Regions from separate parts of the Mus musculus genome. Here regions 1 and 3 are each linked to region 2. Evidence: chromatin loops called from intact Hi-C (ENCODE). Cell type or tissue: gastrocnemius. All regions are shown on one strand. Each heading gives the region's core, and the rest is flanking DNA. Links, peaks and the distances in the headings are about the cores only.

Region 1 (8,085 bases), core at 11-4,010, 55 kb after region 2:
ACAGTGGGCCTGGGGTTGGGAGTGGAGGTGTTACAGAGAAAGCGCACTGAGACATTCCAGAGCTGCTTTACAGAACCCCTCCTGTTGCTGAGTTCCACAGCAAAAGCTTTGCTCACAGCATCACTCTGCTTTCCTCTTACCGGGAAACGTCCTTACGCCTGAAGGCTGTGGGCATCTCTCAGTCTCTCCCTCACCATGACCACACAACACTCATTTCATCATATATGGCCTCCCTTGGCAGGCTGGTAGAGGAGAGTAATTTTAATTTAATGAGGTTGGAGCCTGGTGCACAGACAAAAGTCACATTATAACCAGAAGGTGTCATAGTATGCATGGAATCCAAGGACAGAAGGAAGGGGTGAAACAAGGAATTCATGACAGTTGCCTTATGTCTGCTTCTCCTTTACAAACTTGGACAAAGTCTGCAACCAACAATACATAGTGGAGAAAATAAACTTCTCCATAACCCAGCCTAGGCTATAGCCACTATAGAGAGTCTGGTATATAGTTTACCGCCTCTCCTTTTCATGCTCAGTAAATGAAAAAAACATTTTTTTTGTATAAAAACAAAACAAAACATTTCAAAGCCAGGTGTGGTGTCACATGCCCAGAATCAACCCCAACACTCTGGAAGCTAAGACAAGAAGATCAGAGTTCAAGTCAGCCTGGGCTACAAATCAAGACTGTTCAAAGACACAGACAGACAGACAGGTCTATGGAAGCCTGCTGGGTGTGTTGGGTAGTGTTTAGGACCAGGGTGTGGAGGCAGTGTTTAGGACAGGTTCCTCAATGCTACCCTGGGCATCCCTACCCTCCAGAAACACACCCTGGCAAAGCCGCTGCATTGTTAGCTTTTCCAAGAAGCCTTCACAAAAAAAATTAGCAGTGCCATGCTACCCACATACCTCTTGCCCTGGCACTGAGCACTTAAGTCTCCTCCAAGATGGGGCATGGTGGCACAGGACTGTAATCTCAGCATGCAGGAAGCCAAGGAGGATAGCCATTTAGAAGACAGGTTCAGTCTGGACATGGAGGTACATGCATTTAATTGTAGCACTCTGTAGCTAAAGGCAGAACAGTGCTCTGTAAGTTCCAGGCCAGCCTGGTCTACACAGTGAGTTTCAGGACAGCCAGACCTATATAATGGAGAGATGGTTTCTGAGAGGTATCGCACTGTATCTGTTTCTCAGTCCCCAAAGTGTAATCTAAAATCTAAATATAACCAAAAACTGCAGTGTCTTTCTGCCCATGTAAAACTAGTAGAACTAATTGCTCAGAAATGTAACTTGGCGTGGGAACCCGAGAATCCACCCTCAGAGGAATGCCTATGTAAGATTACAGCCTGATAAGCTATGGTGGATTTCTTTTTTTGTTTGTTTGGTTTGGTTTGGTTTTGGTTTTTGGTTTTTCAAGACAGGGTTTCTCTGTGTAGTCCTAGCTGTCCTGGAACTCACTCTGTAGACCAGGCTGGCCTTGAACTCAGAAATCCTCCTGTCTCTGTCTCCCGAGTTCTGGGATTAAAGGCATGTGCCACCACGCCCAGCCTATGGTGGATTTCTGTTTGTGGCTCACATCCCATAGCATTAGCCTGGCCCCAGATCATGATTTTATTAGAGTTCTCCTTATTAATCTCTAAGTGCATTGGAGTGATTTCTCACCTTAAAGTTGGCTACAGCTGGACATGGCTATAAAGCTGGAGCCAGATAGCATCATTTTAGGGAAATGAATATAATGTTCTCTCCTTTTCTTTTCTTTTCTTTTCTTTTCTTTCCTTTCATTCTTTCTTTCCCACAATTTATCTTATTTTTGTATGGGCATAATGGCATATACTTTTAATCCCCACAGAGGTAGGTGAGTTTCTGTGAGCTCAAGGCTAGCCTGGTCTACATAGTGAGTTCCAGACCAGCCAGGGCTTCAGAGTGAAACCTGCCCCATACAAAAGCAGAAAGAGGGGGGCTGGACAGATGGTTCAACTGTTAGACCATTTACTGCTCTTGCAGAGGACCCAGGTCCAGTCCATATAGCACCCACATCGCAGCTCACAACTATCCGTGACTCCAGTTCTAGGAGACCAATGCCCTGTTATGATTTCCTCAGGGACCAGGCACACACAATAAACATACACATATACAAAACTCCATAAAGCCAGAGTAACTGGCCATTGTGAGCTCTGAGAACCAAATTTGGGTTCTCAGAGCAACATGTACTCTGAGAGCCAGCCATCTCTCCTGCCTTTTGAGACAAGATCTCACCATGTAATTCATACTGGCTTCAAACTCGCCATCCTCCTGCCTCCACCTATAACGAATGCTGGGCGATCTGTTTTTTATTTTCCACCCCTATGCATGATTTTGAATCACCATGATTTGAAACACCACCATGTTTAGGTGTTTTTATTTATGTGTATGTGTGTGTGTTCCCTGGGGGGCCATGTAGGTACATGCATGAACCAGAACCAGGGGAAGTGTGATTGCAGATACCCTAGGAGGCCAGAAGAGGGCACAAGATGCCCTGGAACTGGAATTTCAGGTAGTGGTTCACTGCCTGAAATAAGTGTAGGACCTGAACTCTCCCTTGGAAGATCTTAACTTCTTAGCGATTGCTCTAGTCCTGGGGTCCCATTTTTTATTACTATGTAGATATGTACATTTTATTATGTGTATGTGTATGTATGTGTGTATATATAGATATTAAGGTCTATGGGAGCAGTTTGCCCTGGCAGAGAGCAAGAGAGCATACAGATCTTGTAGTGTCACTACTGAGCATTGAGAGCAGCTCCAGGCTGATTAGATCAGACTTATTAAATTCTTGCCAGGTGTGTGGTGACACAGGCCTGCAATACCAGTTTCTTCAGAGTCTGAGCCAAGTAGATCACCTGAGCCTAGAGATTCAAGGCCAACCTGGACAACATAGAGATATCCTGTTTCAAAATCAAACAAGGTTAAGTGCCTTATAAACAGCAACCTCTTTATTGACTGTAGCAGGCACCTGACACTGTTCCCACGTAGCCACAGTGTTTCTACAGGGAACAGACTTGATGAATACAAACATTTTTAGCTCAAGTAAAAGTCTATGCTATGAAGGAACTACTTCTCTAAAAATCATAACATTTAAAATAGAGGGCTTGCAAATCTCAGTATCTACTCCTGCGTAAGAGCCTGCATGTGCTGATCCTTGTCAGTGAGAGGAGAGAGATAGTACTTTTGTTATTGGTTATTGGGTTATTTATTATGTGAGTGTATGTGTAGTGTGTGTGTGTGTCAGGGGGTTTCAGGTCACAGTACACACATGTGGAGGACAGAGGACAAATTGCAGGAGCTGGTCCTTGCCCTCCACCTGAGATGGGTCCTGAGAATGGAAGTTAGGCTCTTAGGTTGGTGGCCCAGCACTTAGTTGTTGAGCCAACTTGCTGGCCTGGGCATGCATTCATTCATTCATTCATTCATTCATTAGACCTGGCTGGTCTCAAACTCCCAGAGATCCATCTGATTCTATCTGTGAGTGAAGGGATTGAATGTGTGCATCAGCATGCTCAGCCTACTTTTGTGTTTCTGAGACAGGGTTTTGTTAAGTTGACCAGGCTGGCCTTGAACTCATGATCTTTGTGCTTCAGCTTCCTGAGAGCTGGAATTACAGGTGTGTACCACTATAGTGAACTTGACAGGCTGAGTTTTTAGAGCTTCCCTGAACTGAGATTTCTGAGATTGGGTTATTGCCTCTGAATCCAGGATTAGAATTCCCTATACTAGGCTTCTTTGATTAACTAAACTCTTCTTAATTTCCTGAGACACTTCCTGGATGTTGTGGTCCAGCTGACTTGCACTGTCATTTTTTCCATGGCCTTCTCTGGGACAGGTGTATATCAAGCAGCCCATTACTCACTGTGCTGTGTGGTAATTTCCTCCCCGGACACTGTTCCCACCATCCAGTCTAGAAGCTCCTAGAGTACAAGGTACTGAGAGTTGCCCATTTTTTCTTTTTTGTTTTTGGTTTGTTTTCATATCCTCAGCACCAAGCAAGGGTCTTGCAATAGCCCATGCCCAAACACTCAAGCAGTAGAGAATGCCTCTCTGGATCTTATTTTCTTTTTCTGTGTCTTGCAGATCTAGACATTGACATCTGGTCTTCTCAAAGCTAAGGGCAGGCATGCTCTGGCCTTGAACTCCATGCTCAGCCCTAGTCCTTCCTTTCTTCTTCTTCTTCTGTTAAATGGGGTTTGATTTCTTTGTCTGATAAATGAGGCTGGGAGGGAGGGAGAGATGATGACTCAGCAGTTCAGAGCTCTTACTCTTTCAGAGGACCCAGGTTTGATTCCAGCACCCACCTGGTGGTTCACAATTGCCCACAATTCCAGGGTGCACATGATACAGACAAAATTCAAGCAAAATAGTCACACACACACATAAAATACACTAAATAAATCTTTTCTGAAAAGACTAAAAGGGAATTGTGATTGCTGGTCTCTTGGGCTACAGCCAGGAGCTGCATGTTTATTCTGTATTCTTCTAGTTTGTTGCTCTATTTGCCCACTATTTTTTTAGTTACCAGGAAAAATGTATGATAGCTATATTTTGCTGAAATATGTATAACGCATAGGCACTTGTTCTTAAATTTCATGCAAATAGTATTACCTGGTTGGTTGGTTGATTTGAGAAAGCCTTGATAATCATGTAGCCCACTCTGGCCTGGAACTTGCTATGTAGCTGTTGTGTCTGTCATTGTCCCAGCCAAGCAACTGCAGTCTTGAGGAGTTCAACTGTACCCCCTTGCAAGAAAAAAAAAAGTATCCTAAGCTGGGCTTTCTTGACTCTGTACACCTCCTCATGAAGGAGTGAGGAGGCTTGTGAGACCCTCACCTGTTCCTCCAGGTAATAAAACCCCAGTCCCTGTTGTTTGCAAGTCTGCCTTAATTGCACATGACCTGGGAGGAGGCTAGAGTATATAGGCCAGGGGAGCACAGAGGAAGGGGAGCCCATCCTTGTGGGATGGGTAGGAGAAGGAGCATCTATGCCCAGGTAGGTAACACCCCTTACCTCTCTGCTCTGGAAGGAAGCCCAAGAAATGCATTGTTTCCCTAGGGTGAGCTTTGGCAGAACCACGCCTTCCTTTGATGGGGGACCTTAAAAGAAGAAGTAGACTTTGTGTTTATGTCTCCAGGGAAGGAATTTTAACCAAAGTAGCTGGGATAAGCTTGAACTCAGGTGTGAACTACCACACCCAGTTTATGAAGTTCTGGAGATAGAACCAAGAGCTTCAGGTATGCGGGGCAGGAGCTCAGCCAAGTAAACTGCATCCACAGCCCTCGCCTCTTTACTTGCTGTGAGAAACTCTGCACGTAGAACAGAGTATCAGGGAGGTTTGTACAATTCGGGATCTCACCAGGATCCCCTAAGCACGTGTTAACAGCAGCATCCAGTCTCAGAACCAAGAGAAATTAATTCCCAGTGCAGCCCTGGGTTTAAGGGTTTTATGGACCAGGCACAAGCTGTAATTACTGGGCTGTGCTAGGTATTCCTGGCAACCACCTGGAAAGTTATAAAGGTGTAATGAGTGATAAATAGCAATCTCCCTCCCCCCAAACAAAACAAAATCCCAGAATGGACTACCTGGAGGCCACAGGATGTGGAAACTTAACTCTTCATTTCCCAATGAGTCACTTTTGAATTCCTACTGATCTGAGTGGAGTTTAAAATTTTTCCACAAATCCTTTTCTCAGGTTTCTATTCTTTCACCCAGCACCTACCCCTTTCTCCCTTCCCCTAGTGTTTACATTTCCTTTCTTTTATTCCTGCAAGTTCCCAGCCAGAAACCCTTACCCTTACTCCATCATCACAGAGTCTCCTAGGATCTTGGAGGTCCTCTGTGAGGTCTGCCTCTTCAGAGCAGAACATCTAAAAGTTGGACACACAATCCTGAGGCACCTTGTCAGAGTTTGTGTGTTTTGGGTTGTCATTTGCTGAGCTGGGTGTTCAAGACATGGAGATTAAGCAAATTGCCTGCCCTAGTGAATAACAATACTATCTTCAAGGCGCTGTGCTAATAAGCTCCCCTCACCCCCCAGTTTTTTCTTCTTAAGACGGAGTCTTAGCTGGGTGTAACGGCCTGTAATCCTAGCACAGAGGCGGTAGCAGAATCAGGAGTCCTAGATCGGCCTACGATACATAGTAACCCGAGTCTTAAAAGAAAAGAAAGCATGCTGAGTATGGTGGTGTATACCTTTAGTCCCAGCACCCCAGCACTATGGAAGTAGAAACAGTCAGATCTCTGTGAGTTTGAGGCCAGCCTGATCTATATAGTGGGTTTCAAGATAGTAAGGGATATGTAGAGAGAACTTGTTTCATATACATACCCACAAGCAAAGCCAGGCTAGGTGGTGACTGCCTTAAATGCCCCAGCACTCAGTGTTAGCTCAGGCTTAATGAGATGATGTGAAAATAAAAAGGGAGAGAAGGATGAGGAATGGGAGCTTCCCTTGCCAAGGAGACGCAGATCTGTTCCCTGCAGTCTCATGGTAAATAAAACTGAGGTTTGGTTTGGCTTTTCGAGACAGGGTTTCTCTGTGTAGCCCTGGCTGTCCTGGAACTCACTTTGTAGACCAGGCTGTCCTCAAACTCAGAAATCTGCCTGCCTCTGCCTCCCGAGTGCTGGGATTAAAGGCGTGCGCCACCACGCCCGGCACAACTAAGCTTAAGAGAGGTGGACTTCCTTGTCAGGCAGCTGTACTCATCAGAAGCTCAGGCCAGAGTTGCTCAGATCACCTGAGGCTCTTTGTTTCATGGACTCCTCACTCCAGGAAGCAGAGGATCTCTGTGACTTTAAAGCAGGTGTGAGACAAACCAGGAGCTATATTGTTATACATTGTTATTAAGTCTCCATTCCTTACAAGAATAAGTTTCTCTTTCCTAAACCTAAAGTATCCTGCAAACTGTTTTCAATCTACCCTGAACCGGGCCCACTCTTTTGTCTTGATAAACCCCTGAGCCTGTGATAAGTGATCACCCTTTTGCTTTATGAAAGTGTGTCTTCCCAGGTACCTGATGGCTCCCCTTTGACATAATGTGTTCTTGCTCTTATTTTTATTGCCTCCTTTCTAGCAGCCAGTAACCACAGCTGTTTCCTATTACACTTATCTACCCCAAGGCAGCCTTGAGCCCTGAGTGCCCCCATTCTCTGTCCAGTGCTAACAGCCATTATCTTTACCGCTGTCTTTTCTTTTCCTTTTCTTTTGTTGCCCCCCCCCCCCATTTTGTTTTGCTGGCCTTAAATTCAGAGACCTGCCTGTCTCTGCCTCTCATTATAGGCATGAGCCACCACTGCCCAGCATGGACAGCTGTGTCTATCAACCCTAACCCATTCCTCATAAAAGGGTTCCCAAAAGCCAGTGAGGGGCTGTTCTCTGAAACCCCAACTTAGGGTAAGGCAGCCATCTGGCCAGTCCCTTGTGCACTTCTCAATAAAGCTCTCTTAATCAGACAGTTGTGGAAATGGTTTTTTTCTCAGATCTAACACCAGTTGGTTCTACACAGTGAATTCCGTGCCAGCCAGGGCTACAAAGTGAGACTTTGTCTCAAAGCAAAAGAAAGAGAAAGAAAAAATAATGTGGAGAGGAGGAGACAAGATCTTGCTGTGTGTTCTAGGCCAGCCTCAAACTTGTGATCCCCTTCTTCAGCCTTCCAAACAGCTGAGATCACAGGCATGCACCACAGCACCAAACTAAGAGTTCTGCCCCTTGGAAGTTAGAGGGAGGGAGTATATATGCATGTGCATATGCATGTGTATGTTCAAGAGCGCCTTGGGGGCAGAGGGTTGGGGAAGAGGCACACAAGTATTTCACAGAGCTCGTATATAGGTTAGAAGACAATCTATGGGAATTGGTTTTCTCCTTCTGCCACGTGGGTCTTGGTAACTGACCTCAGATCCTCAGGGCTGACAGCAAGTGTTTTGATGTGATGAGCCATCTCATGAGCCCCAAGAATTATCCTTTTAAAGCTCCCAGAGACCCCACTGAAATCTACGAATGGGGAAACAAAGACACAGAGAGGTTAAATAACTTGTTTGATGACACACAGCCAACAAAGGATGGAA
Region 2 (8,085 bases), core at 1,481-5,480:
TCGTTCACCAGCCTGGAGCGAGAGAAGGGAATGGGAAATGAGCGGCCTCAGCTGGAGTGATGGGCTCCGAAGCTAGGGTGACCAAGGAGATCGGAGACGTCTCCAAGAAGTGGGGATTCAAGGAGAGGACAGGAATCCAATCACAAAGGCAGGAGCACCCTCGGGGCTATGGGTCACATCTCCGGGCTTTGGGAATGAGTTGGTCCCACCCATGGCGAGCGGATGCCCGGGCTGCCATCCGGAGCCTGAGGCTTGGCTGGGTGAGAGGCTGGCTCCCGGGGCTCACCGGTGTCTCTGGAGCAGTGGCTTTCCCTCGAACTTAGCCGACACCACCAGGACTCGGAAGCTGGTCGCGCAACGGTTCAGAGTCGTGTCCTCCACCTCCTAGCGGGCAGAAGACCCGGACGATGGAACACGCGCCCAGGAGTCCTTCCCCACCGCCCGCGACCTCTCAGCATCGCACTCACCACATGCTCTGCCTCCAGGTCCTGCCGCAGCTTCTCGCGGAGGTAATCGGCGCTGAGTTCCATAACCACAGCCCGGCGGGGCTACAGCCCAGCGTGCAAAGAACCTCGCCTCGGGTCCCGCCACCTCGCTTTCCGCCCTCACTGCAGCCACTTCCTCCACGCCGCTCACTTCCGCCCTTCCTAGGGCGGCTTCGAAGGCAGCACTTCCGCCTCCTGGCTCCCTTGAATTCCCAGCACTTGGGAGGTTTCCTCCCAACAGTTAGCCAATCCGAGCCGGACTGGAGGGCAGCCAGTCCTGCGGTTCCGCTTGCACACCCTCCTCCTGCCAGCAGGCGGCGCAGCAAGTCGCTCTGCCGGCTTTCCAGGAGTTTGCAGGACCATTCTCCCGTGCTTTTTCCTAAACCAAGGTTTTGCAGTCCTGGCTACCCAGCCCTTTCCGAGGTCCGAGGTCCCAGAAACCACCCCCAACTCTGGCCCTTCAACCCAGAAAGTCCGGATGGACCATGCAGCAAGACCCGGGCGCTTCTTCGGTGTCTACTTGCTCTACTGCCAGAACCCTCGGCATCGGGGCCGCGTTTACGTTGGATTCACTGTCAATCCTGCTCGTCGGGTCCGGCAACACAACGCGGGTCGCAAGAAAGGTGGAGCATGGCGGACCAGCGGGCGAGGACCCTGGTAAGAAGGCGCGGGTGTCTGGTCGGAAGGCTCCGCGTAGGAGGCGGGCCGCTAGGGCAAAGGAGTGACAGAGGCGGGACCGGTTTTTTTTTTTTTTTTTTTTTTAGATCTGGGGCGGTGCTGAGTCCCTGGCCTGCCACCAGAGCAAGCGTAGCAGCGAGGTGGCACCTTATGTATATCAACACTCTGCGATGGCTGGATTAAAATTTGTGATGCTTAATTGGATTACGAGTGCACAAGTTTAGGGCTGCTTTGTAACTCCACTACCAGGGTATCAGACGCCCTCTTCTAATCTCTGCACATACGTACCAAACATTCATGCACATAAATGGATTTAAGAAAAAAAAAAATCAGATACAAAAGCTATGCTATGCAATTAACCTAGGTCCTTATCTTAGGGTTACTATTTTTTAAAATAAAGATTTAAAGATCTATTTATTCATTTTATGTATATGAGTACAGTGTAGCTGCCTTTAGACACGCCAGAAGAGGGAATTGTATGCATCGCAGATGGTTGTGGGCCAGCACGTGGTGGCTGGGAGTTGAACTCATGACCTCTGGAAGAGCAGTCAGTGCTCTCAACCTCTGAGCCATCTCTGCAGCCCCCTAGGGTTACTATTGTTACTATTGTTACTATTGTTGTGATGAGTCACCAGGACCGAAAGCGTACTGGGGAGGAACGCGTTTATTTGGCTTACACTTCCATGTGAATGTGCTTTCATCTCCTCAGATGAAGGGGTGAGAGGAGAGCCGTACCCAAGCTGTGTGAATATATGGCTTGGGCTGAGCCAGAGCGTTTCTTTCTCTGTTCTAACTATCCCTAGGCCTACCCCTGGAAGCTTCTAACCTCTGTACAATCTATTCTTCCAAGATGGCTGATTCAATCCGGCTTCTCTCAGCTTTTGACTGAATTGCTCTGCTTGGCCTCATACTAGCCTTGACAATCTGTTCTAATCTTCTGGCTCCTTCTCATTCTCTGGCTCCTTTTGTCTTCACCGGTGTCTAGCTTGTTCTCTCTACAACCTGTCTCTGTAAAACTTCCCTGACCAAACTTCCATACACATACAGCCCTCCCTTCTCTCTGCTTTTTTTTTTTTTAAGAATTATTTTTTTATTTAATGTATATGAGTACACTGTTGTATCTTCAGACACACCAGAAGAGGGCATCAGATCCCATTACAGATGGTTGTGAGCCACCATGTGGTTTCTGGGATTTGAACTCAGGACCTCTGGAAGAGCAGTCGGGTGCTCTTACCCACTGAGCCATCTCACCAGCCCCCTCTCTCTGCTCTTAAGTAGCTTCTCTTTCCTGTGTTGTTTTCATGTAGGTTGGACATCTGCCCTTTAATTAGATGTCATTTTCAAACATGGCTGCGTCTACAAACTCACCTTACCTTCACTGTAGGGATGAAAGGGCGTGTCTGCGTTCCAGCAAATCATACTGTAGTCCAGGCCGTGTTGGCATTCCAGCCCCATCATATAGACCTGGGCCTTTGGATGTGATTCCTTACCAGAGCAGCCATGTTGCTGGATTAAAATTCCTCTATGTTTCCACTTCACGTTCATCGTTGGAGGAAGTCAGGACAGGAACTCAAACAAGAGCTGATGCAGAGGCGGTGGGACCCAAGGCCACCAACTCAGGGGCTGCACCACTCACAATGGCTGAGCCCTCCCACATCAGTTGTTAATCAGGAAAATGTTCTACAGGCTTGCATGTGTGTGTGTGTGTGTGTGTGTGTGTGTGTGTGTGTGTGTGTGTGTGTGTAGAGCCTGATCTTATGGAAGAATTTTCTCGATTGAGGTTCCCTCTTGTGTCAAGTTGACATAAAACTAGCCAGCACAGTGCCATCAACAGATGAGTGGGTGAAGAAAATGGGACATATACAAGATGCAGATTTTTAGGAACCTTTTATTTTTATGTGGTGTGTGTGTTTTAACTAAATCCTAAGTGCACTGAGCTCAGCAGTACTTGTAGAGGTCAGAAGAGGGCGCCAGACCCCTTGGAATGGGAGTTACAAACTGTTCTGAGCCCAGATGACTGAAGTGCCTCTCCTGCCATTGCAGTTTGATTCAGCCACAACGATGAGTAAAATTATACCAGTTATGAGAAAGTGGATGGAACTGGACATCATCATGTTAAGTGATATAACAGACAAATAGCTCAACTTTTCTCTCATTTGGAATTTAGAGAAAGTGGGAAGAGAACTATTTGGAATGAAAAAGACCAAAAAGAAGGGGGAGGGGTGATTATAATAAGTAATGTCAAAATATATTACACAGGTAGGAGAATATCAATGCAACCTATTATTCTGTACAGTTAATATACAGTAGCAAAATTTGTTTTAAAGACAGGGATCAGGAGATAGGGGCCCTGGTCAACAAGACTGGGGCTAGAGTACAACTTCCAAAGGAGAGGAATCAGGGACGGGGTGAGGAGCCTGAGACTGGCAGATACAGGGTCTTACGCCTCCGTGAAAGATTCAAGTTCTAATGGCCGGGTGTGAAGCGGTGTGGTTGTGCTCTCAGTGTGAACTGGAGCACGGGCCTGGTGGAGGGATTCAGTTTCTATCAGGGTCGAGGTGGGTTGGGGACTCACTGGCCGTGCCCCTCTCCTTCCAAGGGACATGGTGCTGATCATACACGGTTTCCCGTCTGCTGTGGCCGCCCTTCGGGTAAGAAAGGTGTAAGGGCGGGCTAGACTGGTTTATCTAGAGGACCTTACCCAGGACCACCCTGACCTTGTCTTGGGTCGTCCCCTTCTATAGTTTGAATGGGCCTGGCAACATCCTCAAGCTTCACGCCGCCTGACGCACGTGGGGCCGCGCCTGCGCAGCGAGGCTGCCTTTGCCTTCCACTTGCGCGTTCTGGCGCACATGCTTCGAGTTCCTCCGTGGGTGCGCCTTCCTCTAACACTGCGTTGGCTGCGACCTGACTTCCGCCATGAACTCTGTCCAGCGCCACCGGCACACATGCCCATTGCCTTTGGACCACCTCCACCCCAGCCCTTAGTCCCAAAACGACCAGCTGTAAGCGAGGCTGACAGCGAGCGACAGCTGGATCTAGGTACCAAGGCCAGATGCAGTCTGTGTGCGCGTCTGCTGCAGGTAAGGGCACATCGGGGCGGAGACCTGGGACTTTGCCCACCCTGACACATGTCTAATGAGGAGGGCAGTTCTTTCCGAACCTATAGTACCAGCCAGAGGCTGTTCGAGCCTCCGAAAGGACAACCAGCCATCCTGTGAGATCTTCCCTGGTCTCCTTCTGAAGTCACAGCTCTTTCGTGTGCTTCCTGCTTTTTCCCTGTCACTTTTGTGCCTCTGCATGCAGTGTGTTGCTCTCAAGTTACTTCTCATCTGCCATGTTTGACAGGATGAAGAGGGCCCCTTGTGCTGCCCCCACCCTGGTTGTCCCCTAAGGGCCCATATCATCTGCTTGGCAGAGGAGTTCCTGCAGGAAGAGCCCGGGCAGCTTCTGCCCCTAGAGGGACATTGTCCTAGGTGAGTCCTAGTCCTCTTCCCAGCCTGGGGAGAAGGTGCCCACGTGCCAGCCCTGGCTCCCTGAATCCTCACTCTGGCATCTCCACCAACTGCACCTTTGGCAGCTGCAAGAAATCACTACTTTGGGGAAACCTGGTTGGGCAGTGCCACGCGGACACAGAGGAGGAAGAGGATTTGGAGTTAGAGGAGGTGAGAAGTGACTCTGCCCAAACCCCCCCCCCCCCCCCCCCGGTTTTCCTAGACTACCTCTGACCCACTCTTTGCCCTTACAGGAACACTGGACAGACTTGCTGGAGACTTGATCCTAAGTGTCCCCCTGTACCTTTCCTGCTTCTCTCTTCAGTAACTGGCAGCTTTTACTTGAGCACCACACAAAGGCTGGGATAAGGGTACCTTCTGATGTTTTCTCAGAGCTGGGCGGGAAAGGAAGGCGTGAAGTGGAGGCTTTGGCCTAACCATGTGGCCTTGCTTCCTCCCTTACCTTTCTCAGAGGTAACAGCTACTGTCTTCAGTTGCTTTCCCATGGCGATGATTAATGTTGGGACCAGCAACTTGGGGGAGGAGGGGGCTTGTCCCATGTTACACTTCCAGTCCATCAGCGAGGGAAGGTTGGGTGGGAACTCAAAGCAGGAACCTAGAAACCATGCAGGGGGTTGCCTATTGGCGCCATCTCTCTGGCTGGTGCTTCATTCAATCAACACTTATATGACCCAGAACCCCCTGCCTAGGGGTGGCACTGTCCACAGTGGGCTGGGCCTTCTCACATCAATCAGCAATAAAGAAAATGCCCGCACAGATGTGCCCACAGGCAAGTCTGGCTGAGACAGTTTCCCGGTTGAGGAGCCCTCCGAAAATGCAGGGCTGGGTGAAGTTGACAACTGAAACCAAACAAGATAATAATTAGAGGCTCAGAGGGTAGCACCTGTGACTTGGAGCCTCAGTTGGGAGCACAAAGGTCCTTGTGTTCACACATAAGCACCAGGCATCCCTTGGAAAGCTACCAAACTTTTCGACTGGACTCTACCCCCAAGAGTCCATTGATGGGGGCTGGAGAGCCAGCTCAGAGGTTAAGTGGCTGTTCTTGCAGAGGACTCAAATTCAATTCCCAACACCACATGGTCTCTCACAACCACCTACAACTCCAATTCCAAGGGATCCAATGGCATCTTCTGGCTTCTGAGGGACCAGGCAGACTGGTGGTTTACAATGCAGGCAAAACACTCACATAAATAAAATAATAAAGTTAAATTAAAAACAAAAGTTCTAGCCGGGCGTGGTGGCGCACGCCTTTAATCCCAGCACTCGGGAGGCAGAGGCAGGCGGATTTCTGAGTTCGAGGCCAGCCTGGTCTACAAAGTGAGCTCCAGGACAGCCAGGGCTATACAGAGAAACCCTGTCTCGAAAAACCAAAAAAAAAAACCAAAAAAAAAAAAAAAAAAAAAAAAAAAAAAAAAAAAAAAAAAAAACAAAAGTTCTTTAATGGTCTGAATACCTGTGGGATACTGAGAACATAGGATGTTCTACAGGTGAGCTACTGTACAGCCACACGGGTGATCACTGCCCTGAAGACAGACCTGCCTTCCAGGCAGCTACCACTAGCTGGCTCTGTGAGCTCCAGCAGAGTGCTCTTCCCCCAAAGCCTCCTGGTCTTTCTCTTGAAGCCAAGAGCACCTCAAATGGTAGTGGTGTGCTTCTAATGGAGGTGGCTGGCTGTTTCTGCAACATGGAGCTGGGGTGGGGCATCCCAGTGTCAAAGACTGCAGAGGGGATTGCTGCACTGCACAGCTTGCAAGCCTTTCCTGATGACCAGGAGAGTTCCATAACCAGGTCTGTAGTTCCCACCTTGGCAGACACAGCCAAGCCCTCAGCCCCAGTCACTTCCCACTCCCTGCTCTCCAGGTACCACCCGGGTCAGTGAGATACTTGGCATGGTCTATCAGGATGCTGACCTAGAGAAATGTCTCTAGGCTTCCATCTGGTTTCAGGTTCCCTTCCTAGAGCTCAGAAGCCCTGGTGACCCCCTCATGTATGTGAAGAAATAGTAGGAAAATGACCAGGGTCTTGAAGCTCTGGAAAGCACTCCAGCCCTGAGGTTCCTCAAAACTCACTGGCCTGTGTCTCTGGTCCCCCAGAGTTCGCTGGATGAAGGTCAAGGTGAGAGCCAGGGCAGTGCTAGCCAATCCTGGATAGACCCTTGGTCCTGTGCTGCTGAGGTCTCTGCTGTCTCATGGAGTAAGAGGCCATCTGCCTGTCAGTGTTGTGGGGTTCAGGATGGAGATCTGAGAGAAGGGGAGTCACAGAAAAAGGCGCTCACAGAACATGGAAGAGAGCTGGCTAGACCCAGATCTGCCTTGTTCTAGTACAGGTATGGTGGCCCCTCAGGGGACCAACCTGATCTAGTTGTTTGTATAGGTGGCTTGTCCTTGCTGTAAATAAAATAGAACTCCAGGTGCATTCTGACTCTTGGCTTCAGGCCACAATATGTGTGTGTGTATGTGTGTGTGTGTGTGTTTGGTTGTACTGAGGCAGGACATCACAGTGAAAGTTCATGGGGAACAGTAAGGAATGAGACCCCCCAGAATGCCATCCATACATGAGTCATGAGCGGATCAATCTCCACGTTAGGTCAGTTCTCATGAACTAGCCATTGCACAACAGTGCTGCCCAGCTAGAGTGAAGCCTTCAGCAAGAGTGATACCCGAGCCAGGAACAACCAAATTCCAGATCAACAGCACCCATATCACAAGGTTGCAACAGTCCAGCCTTTGACCCTGTTTCTCCTTTGCCATCACAGGAGAAAATTCCCTCAGTGTGTTGTGATGGGTGACAGGAACTCAGGATGGTTTAGACATGGGGTCAGATGCCTTTAATATTGGAGCATTGGAGAAGCAGACAGGTCTTTATGATTTTGAGGCTAGCCTGGTCTACATATTGAATTTCAGATCACCCCGAGCTACTCCCCAACTCTCAAACCAAACAACAAAATAAAACACAACACGGCAAATGTGATATTGCATGCTTTTAATCCCTGCATTAGGGAGACAGAGACAGGTGGACTTCTGTAAGTTCAAGGCCAGCCTGGTCTACATAATAAATTCCAGGACAGCCAGAGCTGCAAAAATTCAATAATACCCAGCCCTTCCTGCCAAGTCAAGAAAAGGCTCTAAGATGGGGAGGAGCCAGGACTGGCTTGGGACTTGGGGTGTGATGATGGTATCAGGGTGGGTCGGCTTCCCCTGCAGGTGATCTACGTTGCCCGAAATGCAAAGGATGTGGTTGTCTCCTATTATAACTTCTACAAAATGGCCAAGCTGCACCCTGACCCAGGCACCTGGGAAAGCTTCTTGGAGAACTTCATGGATGGGAAAGATGGGTTGAGTCTGCAGCAAGGAGGGGCTGGACCTGAGGGGCACAGCTGCGACTCACAAGGCCTGTGCCCACACCCT
Region 3 (8,085 bases), core at 3,367-7,366, 50 kb after region 2:
GATTTGGACATGCAAACATTTAGCTACATCTTTGGATACCTACCCTGTGGATGCCTGCCCAGTTAGTGCAGTGGTAGGACACTTGCTTAGCATGGTCCCGGGCTCAGTCCCTAGGGACTGCTCCCACCCTAACTATCCTAATATTTCGTACATAACACCTAAAAAAATCAATATGGTTTGGTGGTTAAGAGCAAGTACTGCTCAATCGTGAAGACCAGAATTAGAATGCCAGCACTTGGGTCAGCTGGCTCAGACTGCCTGTAACTCCAGCTCCAAGGGATCTAATGCCCTCTTTTGGCCTCTGAGGGCACTGCACAGGTGCACATACACATATACATACGCCTGGACATAGAATAAAAATATTTTTGAAAATCTTTTAAAGTTTATAATTACATATTGTTATTCTCTGATAGAATTACAAATGCTATAAGGTCAAGATCATTAGACATTCCCAGTACATAGCACTGTGCCTGGCATACAACAAGCTATCAGATATTTTTCTATTAGGAAACCTTACATTTTAACACTGAAACTATTTTAGCCCCTAGACTAGCAAAGAAATTAATGTATATATATATATATATATATATATATATATATATATATATATATATATATATATGTGTGTGTGTGTGTGTGTGTGTGTGTATACATATATATATATATGTGTGTGTGTGTGTGTGTGTGTGTGTGTGTATGTATATGAATGAGTCTGGGGAGATGCCGAGCAATCAAAAACATGTACTGCTTTTGCAAAGAGCCCGTGTTCAGTTCCCAGTGCCTACAGTAGTGGCTTATAACGATCTGCAATTCCAGCCCCAAGGGTACTGATGTGCTGTCCTCTGGCACCTGCACTCACGTGCACATACCCACACGGAGACACATACTTTTTACAGTTTGAAAAAATAATTTTCTTTCATTGAATCTGTATGTCTAGTCAGTTGTCCTGGTTAATTTTAACAACTTGACAGGGCCTAGAGCCACTGGACAATGCAGTCTTCACTGAGGAATTTCCCAGACAGACCTAGCTATAGGGAATTGTCTAATGGATTATATAGGATTATAGGAGTGCACTACCACGTTACCATGTTAATTCATACAGAAGGCCCAGCCACTGTAGGTAGCACCGTTCTCTGGGAAGGTGATCTTGGACTACATGGAAAAGCTAGTGGCATTTAGAAGACAGAGACAGGTAGATGTCTATGAATGAGGCTAGCTTGTTCTATATAGGGAGTTCAAGACACCAGTGAGACTAGTCTAGGAAGAAAGAAAGAGAGAAAGAAAGAAAAAGGAAGGAAGGAAAGAAGCTAGCCAGGCATGGTGGCACATGCCTTTGATTCCAGTGCTCAGGAAGGAGAGGTGGATTTCTATGACTTTGAGGCCAGCCTGGTCTACAACTCGAGTCCAGGACAGCCAAGGCTATCACACAGAGAAACAGTGTCTTGTTGTTGTTGTTACAAGTGGCAGGGGGCATCAAGACAGGGTTTCTCAGTGTAGTCTTGCCTGTCCTGGAACTCACTCTGCAGACCAGGCTATCCTTGAACACATAGAGATCCACCTGCCTCTGCCTCCCAAGTGCTGGGATTAAAGGTGTCCATCACCACTTGTAGTTCTTATCAAGGTGCAGTGAATGGCTCTATCACCCATCCTGTTTCAGTTCTACATCTGTGAGTTTGGGAAAATCATATTATGAAGAATTCCAGAGTCAAGTGTGATAGCTCACTCCCCAGCACTCAAGAGGCAGAGGCAGGAGGATATCTGTGAGTTTGAGGCCAGCCTGGTTATTCAGAGAGCTCCAGGACACCCTGGATATCCTAGAAAAGCAGGATACACTGGCTCAAACAATTACACAGTTTTTACGGTTTGGTATAGCAGGCCTTTCCACCTGCCAGTGGTATAAGTAATAACACAGAGGCTTTTTAATATTTTAAAGTTTAGGCCTTTTAGCTAGAGCAGTCCTCCAGCAAGCCATGTAGTTTATTTAACCCTACTAACCCTGGAACTCTGTCCTGACACCTGGCTAGCTCTGCCTCTCTGTTCTACTCTGATTTGTCCATTTACCTTTGTATACCTCTCGATTCTCAATTCTTTTCTCAGTGCCTCTGTGTCTGTCTCTGCCTCTGTCTGTCCCTCCCTCTCCCCACCCCTCCCTCTCTCTCTTTTTCTCTCTCAGAAGTTTCACCCTTTGCTTCCTGCCAGCAATTGGCCTGCCATCAGCTCTTTATTACAGGCAATAAGATTCAATCTAGATTGTCCGTAGCTACTGAGGAAGGATGAATATTTATAAAATATGAGGACTGTAATGGGCCATAGAAGTAACAATACCAAGATAGTGTCAGGGTTTAGCTCTCTTCAGGTACAACATCAACAATTGAATATTCAGAGGCACATCTTCACACAACGTGCCCTAACAGTTTCATTTGTTGTTTGTTTGTGTTTTGTTTTGTTTTGAAACAAAATTTCACTATGTAGTCTTGATTGGCCTGGACCTTGATCTGTAGATCAGGCTGGCCTTGAACTCAGAGACTTGCCTTTCTCTGCTACCTCCCTGTTTTGTTGCTTGAGGCAGGTGGGCCTTGCACTGGTGATCCCACTGCCTCTGCCTCCCCGTGCTGGGATAACAAACCTAGGGCACCATGCCCTCCTACAGATTTTCCATTTGCCAAGAGCAAAGCAACTGTCTTTCCTGAGTGTTAAATATGGACATAGCTGCTCATCCTGAGACATTTAGGGTTCATAATTGTGTTTTTTGTTACTTTTCCTGGTGCTGTGATTTAAAATATCCTTTAAAAGGTGATGTAAGGAAGAAAGTTTTATTGCGTTTAGTGTTTGGTCAGGACTGATCAAGGTGATGTGAAAAGAGACCTTCCTGCAAAGAAGCAGATTGCCTTTCATTAGCACGATGGAGGCAGCAGCAGTCTTGAGAGTGGAGATTGCACAGAAGCACAGGGGACTTGGGAGTTTCAGAAATGTTGGTACATGATTTCATATGCAGATTTCCCACCTATGTTGGCCTTCCTGTTTACTGGCTCGGAACTTCCTGCGGAAGCTATCTGCTGTCAACTTTTGGGTCAAGAATTTCTTAGCTCCCCTGAGGCTTTAAGTCATTAGCCATTAGCTACAGTTGGGGAAGTCCGAGCAGCAGGAGCCAGGGTCACAAGAACCTGGGTTAAGAAGCAGAGTTGCTTGCTGGTGTCATTAACCCTTCACTCTGGAGGCAGGGGCTCTCTGTAACTTTAAAGCCAGTGTGTAGCAAACCAGAAGCTACATTGCTATTAAGGAGCCACATTGTTATACATTGTTACTAAGTCTCCATACCTTACAAAAATAAGTTTCCATTTCCTAAACCTAAGTATCCTGCAAACTGATAGGTTATTTCTCCACCTCAGAATGTATGGATTATATTGGCAGGAGCCTCTGGGTCCCTGGGCTGGAAAGTTCAAGGTTAGGGGCAGAGACTGAGGGATGCTGGGAAAACCTGGAGGCCAGATCTGCTTTGATATGTAAAATATGCTCCTCCAATCTCTTTTCCCAGGTCAAAACCAAGCCATAATTTTCAACCTACCCTGAACCTGTAACCCCATGATGTGTGCCCACGCCTTTTTCTTGATAAACTCCTGAGCCTGTGATATGTGATCATCCTTTTGCTTTACTAAAGTGTGTCTTCCCAGGTACCTTGATGGCTCCCCTTTGACATAATGTGTTCTTGCTCTTATTTTTATTGCTTCCATTCTAGCAGCCTCATATCCTGACAGCTGTTTCCTGTCACAATTATCTACCCCAAGGCAGCCTTGAGCCCTGAGTGCCCCCATTCTCTGCCCAGTGCTAACAGCCAATTATCAAATTGCTAATTATCTAGCTGTTAATTAATAATTATCTAGCAGCTGTTTTTTTTTATCAACCCAATAAAAAGCCAGGGAGGGGCTTCTATCTGAAATACTGATTTGTGGTGAGGCAGCTGTCTGGTGGATCCCTTGTGCCTTTAATTCCTGATTTTCTATATATGTTAATGGTTTTGTTTGTTTGTTTGTTTGTTTTTATTATTGTTTTATTTAATCCTTATTGTTCACATCTGTAGTCCCAGCTACTTCTGAGGAAGAGGCAGGAGGATTATTTGTTTCTGTTTTTGTTTTTTGTTTGTTTTTAAAGATTTATTTATTTATTTATTATATGTAAGTACACTGTAGCTGTCTTCAGACACTCCACAAGAAGGTGTCAGATCTCATTACGGATGGTTGTGAGCCACCATGTGGTTACAGGGATTTGAACTCAGGACCTTCAGAAGAGCAGTCAGTGCTCTTAACCGCTGAGCTATTTCTCCAGCCCCCGGGAGGATCATTTGTACCTAGGGGTTAAAGGCCAGCTTAGAGGAAAGAGGTCAAGGAAGAGGGAGGAAGCAGTGTGTGTGTGTGGTTATAGAGTTTTCCTCCTCATGTGTCTCAAGACAGACAAACAAACTGGGCATGGTAGTGCATGTCCTTAGTCCCATAATCTGGGAGGCAGAAGCAGAAGGAACTCTGAGTTTGAGGTCAGCCTATCTACATAGCAAACTCCAGTACAGTCAGGACAATAGAGATCCTGTCACAAAACAACACAAAATACCATCCTATCCTCGGTTTTCATTTTGTTGCCTCTCACTTGACATGCTATCCAGAGCCAGAGCCTGGAGTTTGTCCTTAACATCCCCATTTCCCTCCAACCTTACAGTCAGCACACCAAGGGCCTGTAAAATAAAAACATGTTTGTCTGTCAGGCTTCTGGCCCTGCTGGAAATGCTTTGCATGTCTATTCAGTTGTAGAGCACAATTCTTCTACTTTCCATATCCATGGAGTCCACTGGCCTCTGCTGTTGCAACGACAGATTTTTCTAATGTCTCCAGCCTGGTGTGGTGGATGGAGCATACCTCTAATTCCAACACTCAGGAGTCTGCGCTGAGAGTCTGAGGAAGAGCAAGATGGTGCAGCAGGTACAGGCACTTGTCACCAAGTCTGACTGTGAGGCTTCGAGCTCTAGAACCCATATGGTGGAAAGAGAAGTCCAGCTCCTCCAAGATGTCCTCTGAGCTCCACACTCATGTCACAGCAGACATGCGTCTGTGCGTGCACACAATAAATAAACGTGACATGTGATAAAACTTGAACTAAGGCTGGGAGTGGGGGCACATACGTTAGTCCCTCAACTTAGAAGGCAGAGGCAGGCAGTTCTAGACCAGCCAAGGCCACATAGCCAGACCCTATCTTTGAAACACACACACACACACTAACTAGAAGAAGATGTTGTCCACCATAACAACTGCAGCACTCAAGTGCCTACATGCACAATATACACAAAGTAAAAATATATCACAAAATAATTTTTTAAAAATGTATTCTTAGAGGGTTAGAGAGATGGCTCTGGCTGCTCTTCCAGATATCCTGTGTTTAATTCCCAACAACCACATGGTGGCTCATAACCATCTGTAATGGGATCTGGTGCCCTCTTCTGGGCTGCAGGCATACATGCAGGCAGAATGTTGTATACATAATAAATAATCTAAAAAATTTTTAGGGCTGGTGAGATGGCTCAGTGGTTAAGAGCACCGACTGCTCTTCTGAAGGTCCTGAGTTCAAATCCCAGCAACCACATGGTGGCTCACAACCATCCGTAACAAGATCTGACACCCTCTTCCGGAGTGTCTGAAGACAGCTACAGTGTACACACATATAATAAAATAAAATAAATCTTTAAAAAAAAAAAAAAAGAATTTTTATTCTCCTTTCATATATCCCCACCGAAGTTTCCCTTCCCTCTTCGTCAGTCACAGTGATGCCTGTGTGGCATTCATCAGCCAGAGCGATGGAGCTGTGCTGAGATCACAGGAGAACCCGTGGGAGCAGAACCTCACTACCTTGTGGGTATTCAGATCAAATTTAGGTCAGCAGTCTTGGTAACAAATGTTCTACCTTCTACTCAATCTTGCTGATCCCATTATCTGGTTTTGATTAGTAAGACTGGCCTGGAATTCCAGGGCTAGAACCATCCTCCAACCTCAGACTCCTGAATAGCTGGGGTAGGGTGTAGAGGGTCACACCCAAGATTCCCAATTTGGGGATATATGAAAGAACAATAAAAATTTTTTAGATTATTTATTATGTATACAACATTCTGCCTGCATGTATTCCTGCAGCCCAGAAGAGGGCACCAGATTAACCCAGGTTGCTTGTTTGTTTAAGGCAAGGTCACTCTATATAGTCCTGGAGTTAAATATATAGTCCAGGTTGGTCTCAAACTCCTTCCACCTTTGCCTCCCCCGTGCTGGGACTAGCATGCACCAGCACACCTGGCTTCCTTATGTCTTTTTCATTTCTTTTGTTTCTAAACCTGTCCTTGTGTCTATATTTTTAAACTTTATTTTTAATTTTTATCTTATTTTATGTGTATGGGTATTTTGCCTTCACGTATGCCTATGTACTGCCACTCACATGCCTGGAGCCTACACAGGGCAGAAGTTGTCAGATCCTCTAGAATTGGAGTTATGTATGACTGTGAGCCACCACCTGAGTACTGGCATCAAACCTGGGCTGTCTGAAGAGTGCCCTTAGCCACCGAGTCATCTCTCCAGCCCTGTGACTTACAATTACTGTCATTTGTGTCTTAGAACAATTATTGCCATCCTTTTTTTTTTTTTTTTCTGTATTTTTAAGACAGATGAGCTAGGTAGTCCAGGCTGGCTTTGAATTTGCATTCTTTCTGCCTCCTGAATGCTGCTGTCACTGGCCTGTGCCACCAAGCTTAGTTTTGAAGTTATTTGGACCCCTGATAAAGGATAATTGTATCCAACTTTTGGAGGTCACACACACTGCCATGTTGAGCAACCTCATGCCTGTTCCCTTGTGGCCTGTAAGATTTCTCTAGAACGTATATCTACTAGTAAGAGAGAACAATAAGATCTTCAATAGTCTCAGAGTCTATCTCACCAGAGTGGTCTTTTTGAAATGCAGGAGTGTTCATGTCCTAGTATCCCTATTTCCTGTTCCACTTCCTTCTCTCCCAACCCAACCCTGATCCACATTAGCAGCTGCTCCAAGCAGCACACCAGCAGATTGGCTCTTCTTCAGCACTCCCCTCCCACAGAGCTTCTGTAAAGGCTCAGAGAGCATTTCTCTCCCTCCCTCTTTTCTTCTTCTTCTTCTTCTTTTTTTTTTTAAGATTTATTTATTTATTTATTTATTTATTTAATGTAAGTACACTGTAGCTGTCTTCAGACACTTGTTAAGGATGGTTGTGAGCCACCATGTGGTTGCTGAGATTTGAACTCAGGACCTTCTGAAGAGCAGTCAATGCTCTTAACCACTGAGCCATCTCTCCAGCCCCCCCCTTCTTTTCTTCTTATTCCTTCTCCTCAGCCCCCTTCTCCCTCTCCTCCTTTTTCTATGACTCATTTATTTTTAAATTTTTGTTTGTTTGTTTGTTTGTTGTTTTCAAGACAGGGTTTCTCTGTATAGCCCTGGCTGTCATGGAACTCACTCTGTAGACCAGGCTGGCCTCGAACTCAGAAATCCACCTGCCTCTGCCTCCCAAGTGCTGGGATTAAAGGCGTGTGCCACCACTGCCTGGCATTTTTTTTTTAATTTTTATGCACATGAGTAAACACATGTATGCACTCGTACATAGTTGAACAGCACCCAGAAGAGCACTTTGGATCATCTGGACCTGGAATTACAGATGGTTGTAAGTTGTCATATAGGTGCTGGGAACCCAAGCCAGGTTCTCTGAAAAAGCAGAGGATACTCTTAATTGCTAAGCCATCTCTCTCTCCAGCCCCATCTCTCCCTTCTTTACCTCCATGGCTCTTACACACTACAGATCCTCCTGACTGGGTCAACCTCTCTTCCAGTCTCTCACAATATTGTGTAGATCTGTCACTGTTTTAGGCAGTGGAAGCATAGGCCATGGTAGAGGTGTGTGTTTCTGGGAACTGAACTCAGGGCCTTGGACAAGCTAGGCAAATACTCCTAAGCAAGAAGTCATAGCTTCGCCAGGCATGGTGGTGCACGCCTTTAATCCCAGCACTTGGGAGGCAGAGGCAGGCGGATTTTTGAGTT

What was found. Hi-C counts contacts between places; a loop is a spot of excess contacts. Peaks named below come from ENCODE experiments on the same cell type or tissue, not always from the same donor. Only the 100,000 strongest peaks of a DNase experiment are listed, where the experiment ranks them.
Region 1: it touches region 2 in a loop (4-fold over the local background); 29 of 42 quality-filtered maps call a loop at or near these places.
Region 3: a loop joins it to region 2, with 8 times the contacts of the local background. A loop is called at or near these places in 32 of 42 quality-filtered maps.

Annotation. Positions count from the first base shown.
Region 1 is chr7:126,631,732-126,639,816 of GRCm38, reverse strand. Gm39087 (a long non-coding RNA gene) reads right to left here. Exons shown (of 3, transcript XR_869941.1): 2 at 5,034-5,119; 3 at 4,638-4,765. Among named protein-coding and RNA genes, the nearest start is that of Nupr1, 10 kb to the right of the region's middle. In gastrocnemius, for the core only: a CTCF peak has its summit at 2,488 (motif pointing right); a DNase peak (open chromatin) is centred at 2,483.
Region 2 is chr7:126,688,482-126,696,566 of GRCm38, reverse strand. Slx1b (SLX1 structure-specific endonuclease subunit homolog B (S. cerevisiae)) reads left to right here and starts at 784. Exons shown (of 6, transcript NM_029420.4): 1 at 784-1,142; 2 at 3,763-3,814; 3 at 3,908-4,246; 4 at 4,512-4,639; 5 at 4,744-4,828; 6 at 4,912-7,640. The coding sequence starts at 964. The coding sequence ends at 4,941. Bola2 (bolA-like 2 (E. coli)) reads right to left here and starts at 567. Exons shown (of 3, transcript NM_175103.3): 1 at 468-567; 2 at 287-384; 3 at 1-12. The coding sequence starts at 530. It also overlaps a transcript of Sult1a1 not described here and the pseudogene Gm6939. In gastrocnemius, for the core only: a CTCF peak has its summit at 3,115 (motif pointing right); a DNase peak (open chromatin) is centred at 3,125; H3K4me3 peaks cover 735 bases; H3K27ac peaks cover 925 bases.
Region 3 is chr7:126,640,840-126,648,924 of GRCm38, reverse strand. It overlaps a transcript of Sgf29 not described here. Among named protein-coding and RNA genes, the nearest start is that of Sgf29, 4.4 kb to the left of the region's middle. In gastrocnemius, for the core only: CTCF peaks have their summits at 5,467 (motif pointing left) and 6,171 (motif pointing right); a DNase peak (open chromatin) is centred at 5,461; H3K4me3 peaks cover 232 bases; H3K27ac peaks cover 1,971 bases.